Regions from separate parts of the Homo sapiens genome. Here region 1 is linked to region 2. A link is a loop called in an ENCODE intact Hi-C map of the cell type or tissue named here. Cell type or tissue: heart right ventricle. All regions are shown on one strand.

Region 1 (2,500 bases), 90 kb after region 2:
GCCGCTGTCCTTTGCATGATGCCTCTGTGAGGGTGTGAAGGCCTTTCCTTTCGCACCTGTGAAGGTGTGAAGGCCTATCTTGGGCCATTAATGATTCTATATTTTTCAAATCACAGGGCTTTTAGAATTGTTCATAATGTTATCACTAAGTTTCTGAAAATGTTAAAATCTAGATTAATTGTTTCATTTTTAATATATATTATATATATATATATATGTACATAACACACATTTAAAAAAATCCCACCACCAAGCCTTTTCTCTGTAAACTAATCTCTTAGCCCCTTCCAGCTTTAATCCCCCTGGATTTGTGTGTTCTGTATCCAACTAGTAGAACAAATTAAATAACTAAATATTAAAATACTGTAATTATATTCATAGCAAAAACAAAAAAATAGACATTGATACAGTATAAATCTCACTGTTTTCAGGTAGATGACATTAAATGGTAAAGGTTAATTTTAAGCAGTTCTGACATGATTCAGTTTTACAACAAAGTTTATATGTTAATTCTGTACACTTCTTTCTTTCCTTTTTTTACCCCTTGTTTGAAAATAAGCTATAGTAGAACATTAGTGTCACCAAAGACACATACTTATTATGTTCTATGCAAGATAAGCTAATTTTGGGTTACATGCAAATATATTTCCATTAGTTGAGACAGGGCTGTTTCCTGCACTACACTGGTCATCTGACCACCTTTCTGCAATGCTAAGAAGGTATTCTTTGACCAAACAGCAGTCCACATACAAGTTTAAAAGGGGCCCTGTTTATGTAGGAACAACACTGAGGTGGTGCGTAGCCAGGTACAAGACGCCCAAATATTTCCAGTTTATCTTACGGCTGGACTCCTATTCTCCCACACTGTTTCCTAAAGAAGGTCCACATTATTTTGGTTACTAGCCTAGTTTAAGTGGAGATACTGTGGGCAACTTGAAAGAAATGACATCAGGCACACAGGCTGAGCTTGAAAGGAAAAAAAGACCACAGATAATGTCTTTGGGGATTTAAAAAAACATATTTATAATTAATTGGTAAGTGAGGGATGTCAGACAAACCATAAGTAGTTCATTGAGTTAGTGGTTTAGTTTGAAGTTTCATGTTACAGGCAGTTAAGTCCTTATTTAGAAAAAAGGCCTTTTATATCTATTTACAATATACATAGTTACTTGCAAAGAAGTCAGATTTACAACCATTTTCTAAAAGCCTTTTTTGTTGTTGGTTTTTCCAAATAAGGATGAGTAGCTCTATAAAAATGAGATGCAAGAAAAGAGAGTTAATAAGTGAGGATTTTTCTCTTGGAGACAGCTACTGTCATCAGGGAGAACTGGAGGTCGAAAGTGTTGCTCCTAGGAACCACCTCATATTCTTCTTGTGCTGTTCACCTGAATCGCGTCTGCCCCATTCCTGTACTCTACACCCGTTTTATTCAATGATCCCTTTGAATTTTAACACTTCAAACACGTGGTATGAAGAGATGTGTAAACGGAGACTGTTTTCAATGCCTTCCAAGCTGGGACAGGAGAATCGGGAAGGGGTCTACAGACCATGGTCTCCACTCAGCTTGTTGAATCTTCAACAATTTCGAGGCCCATCTTCTGAACCTCTCTCATGCTGTAAGTTATAATAACAGTTCTGACAAACACGCACCGGGGATGAGATTTTCAAGCGTTTGATTTCAGATTGAAAGCGACTGCACCTAAAGGAAAGGAAAAGTCAATTAATTATAGGTCTTCTCCATGCTTGATCATGGGCACCGGAAACATTAATAATCGAATGGAAAGCTTGCAGTAAAATGCCAAAGGCCATACTGGTTTGTGTTGTGTGGCTGAACAAGGACTAAAAGGAAAGCTGTATTATTTGTTTCAGTCTATGAAGAAAAGCAGTATTAAACCAGGGAAGCTATTTCTTTGACTGACAAGAATTAAAAAAACGAAAACAAAAAAACAGAGTTAAGATTTTCCTATACAATGAGGCCAAGGTGTCTGAACAGTGATGTAAGGCCATTCTACCTGTGTAGACTAATTCTCATGGCCTATAAGCTTGGGAGGTATGTCAATGTCTTTACCTGGAGCTTGACATATTTCTCTTGGAAATCAGAAAAACTCACTAGCGGAAATTAGAAGACTCACTAATGAGTATCTATTTTCAAGAGAATTACTAATGACTCATTAGTGAGTCTTCTAATTTCCAAAAGAAATATGAGTTTGATCACTATCAAGTTCCATTGTGCTTTTAAACATTTTGATTGATCCACTCTTTAATCATTTCTTAAACAGTTAGACTGGCTTTCCTTTTCCAGTCCCAACACCCTCATTTCCTATTTATCTTGCTAGAACTGTTTGAAGGAGACTATTCTTAAGAGATGTTCAAATTCTTTAAGAAGTATTCAGAGTTCCTATTCCTGGAATAAAGCCAGGTGTGACTCAGGATGTGGTATTAAATCACTTTAGGCTTGGATTTTCAGAAGATTGAAATGGAAATGAAAAAAAAAATTTTT
Region 2 (2,500 bases):
TCTCCTTTTCTTGGACCATGGGGGAAAGCAAAGGCTGGATTCTGATCGTCTAAGAGCTAAAAGGGACCACAGAGGCCATCCTTACTATCCGTTTACAGCTGAGGACACTGAGGGTTAATAACTTACCAAGGCCATGCAATTAGTGGCATTGGCAGCACTAGAACTCAGGCTTCTTGACTTCCAGAGAGTTAGAATGGAGCACTTCTAATCCTTTATGCAGGGTAGGGTAGTAGCCAGAGATGGAAACCCTACTACTGGCTTCAGCCATTATTCTGATTATCTTCTTCACTATCAAGCACTCCTTCATTTCCGATCCTCCAAACAATTGGACAATTTATTAATGTAGTCACCCCATAGTTCTCTGTTCAGTAGGGACTTATTTTCAAATCTTCTCTGTCATTTCAGTTATCCACCCCATAAGGAACAAATTATGGTTTCTCGACATCCTTTTGAAAACGTGCAACCCAAACTAACCGCACAGCTTCAAAGATCTGTTTGGTGAGGTAAAATGATGTCTTTGTGTTCTGCTTTTCAATGCATCCTAATTTGACTTTTGGTTTTGCTCATTTGTTAGTAAATTTTCAACACTTTACTTACTTTTACCGTGTCAGTAAAGACCTTGAGGAATTTACATAGTTGATCTATTTCTATAAGGGTGCTCTCCTGAACCTTGTCCTGTGTGAAGGCCCGCCTTTTTTCTTTTTTCTCTTTGTTTCTCTCTTTTTTTCATTTGTTAGCTTGTCAGTAATGACCGGGTGGCGGATACATGTCAAGAAAACTAATCACCTTCTAACAGGATTAAGACTAGAATTAATGCAGATCTTGTGCCCTTCCTGTTCCCGCTTTGGCAGCCCAAGGTCCACCACTGCTCAGAGACTAGCTGGAGGGCAACGGCGTCCCATAGCATCTCACACTGTGTTGGGATCCTAGGTGGTGACCTTTGTGAGATTCAGTACTGAGTTTCTGGGAGACGGCGCTGCGGTTGTGATCGGAATTGTTGGCCGACGCACCTCTGGACGCCCAGTGAGGCAAAAGCATCTCCTGTTTTCAAGGTGATGACACTGGGCTGGAATGCCGCGGGGCCAACCAGTCCGTCCTGCCAGACAAGTTTCTGGTCCAGTGAGCCTCCGACCCGCCGCGCGTGTCAAGCTGACAAGGCCGGGGAGGCGTTTGAAGCAGCAGTGTTGAGCGCTGTTAACATTTAGCGGGCGTCTTTGAGTAGCTCCTCCAGCCCTCGCAGCGGCCCAGGGACTAGCCTGCAAGTTCTCAACGCTCACTTCCAGCCCGCGCTGGCCCCGCCTCCGCCTCCCAGCTCCTCAGCCTCCTCCCGCCCCACCGCTCCCACCTTTTCTCAGGCCCCCACCTGCCAGCACGCAGAGGCGGGGGCGGGGTCGCGGGCCGGGCTCCTGACGTCACCTCACGGGGAGGCGGGGCTGTGGGAACCGCAGTGCAGCGCAGAGGGGCGGGGCCTGCGGCGCGAGACCTGGTGCGGGAGGCCCGGGCAGGGAGAAGTGTGCGGGGCCGGGACAAGCCGGCTCCGAGTCCGGCTCCGGGGGGCGGGGCGGGAGGGGCCTGCGCGGCGGCGGGAGCCCAGAGCCGCGCTAAAGCGGGTCAAGCGTCCTCCTTTTCTCCCCGCCCCTTCTCCTCCTCCTACCTGGGCCTCTGCGTGGAGACGCGCACCTGGCAACCGGAGGCCGCGTCTCCGCCTTCTCTGCTCGCGCCTGGCGCCCGGAGCCTGCCCGGGACCTCCGCCGGAGCCGCGCTCGCTGCAGGCGGCCTCGAGCGCTCTCTCGTTGATGCCGTTTTGGAGGTGACCGGCGCGGCGGCCGCTCTATGGTGGGGCCGCGTTAGTGGCTGCGGCTCCGCGGGACTCCAGGGCGCGGCTGCGAGGTGGCGGGGCGCCCCGCCTGCAGAACCCTGCTTGCAGCTCAGGTTTCGGGGTGCTTGAGGAGGCCGCCACGGCAGCGCGGGAGCGGAAGATGTTGGAGCTGAGGCACCGGGGAAGCTGCCCCGGCCCCAGGGAAGCGGTGTCGCCGCCACACCGCGAGGGAGAGGCGGCCGGCGGCGACCACGAAACCGAGAGCACCAGCGACAAAGTAAGTGGAGCCGAGAGAGGCGGACGCCGCGCCCTGGCTGGGTCCTGGTTGGAAGCGGGACACTTGAGAGCAAGGGTGGGGCCCGTCCAGCGTCAGGTGAGGCTGCACGCTGCCGGTGCACCTTCCTCCCTGCCTGGCACTGCTTCCTCCTTCTCCAGAGGGGGTCGGGACCCGGGATCCCAGTGGCGGTGAGGTTCCCAGGATGACCGCGGCCGCTGCCCGGGAGAAATGGGCCACTCAACCCGGCTTACAGTTTAGCTTCATCCTCTTCCGGTCCCTTCTTCAGGATCTGGGGCCGACGCTGGAATCAGGAGGGAACCTGTCCTCCTAGGGGCTGCAGTGCAGTTAGTAGCTGCCACCTCACCTCTCTTTTCAGTAGAGGGAACAAAGTTAGTAAGGACTAG

The links. A loop is a pair of places that touch in the nucleus more often than their neighbours do. Peaks named below come from ENCODE experiments on the same cell type or tissue, not always from the same donor. Only the 100,000 strongest peaks of a DNase experiment are listed, where the experiment ranks them.
Region 1: it touches region 2 in a loop (4-fold over the local background); 15 of 110 quality-filtered maps call a loop at or near these places.

What each region holds. Positions count from the first base shown.
Region 1 is chr4:84,671,293-84,673,792 of GRCh38, forward strand. WDFY3 (WD repeat and FYVE domain containing 3) reads right to left here. Exons shown (of 68, transcript NM_014991.6): 68 at 1-1,699. The coding sequence ends at 1,576. Among named protein-coding and RNA genes, the nearest start is that of CDS1, 89 kb to the left of the region's middle. In heart right ventricle, no CTCF peak of the experiment used is centred here; no DNase peak of the experiment used is centred here.
Region 2 is chr4:84,581,423-84,583,922 of GRCh38, forward strand. CDS1 (CDP-diacylglycerol synthase 1) reads left to right here and starts at 1,705. Exons shown (of 13, transcript NM_001263.4): 1 at 1,705-2,096. The coding sequence starts at 1,980. It overlaps LOC102723338 (a long non-coding RNA gene), which reads right to left and starts at 799. Exons shown (of 8, transcript XR_007058460.1): 1 at 127-799. RefSeq lists silencers at 1,312-1,521, 1,562-1,661 and an enhancer at 1,498-2,451. In heart right ventricle, no CTCF peak of the experiment used is centred here; DNase peaks (open chromatin) are centred at 1,299 and 2,132; H3K4me3 peaks cover 1,765 bases; H3K27me3 peaks cover 1,783 bases.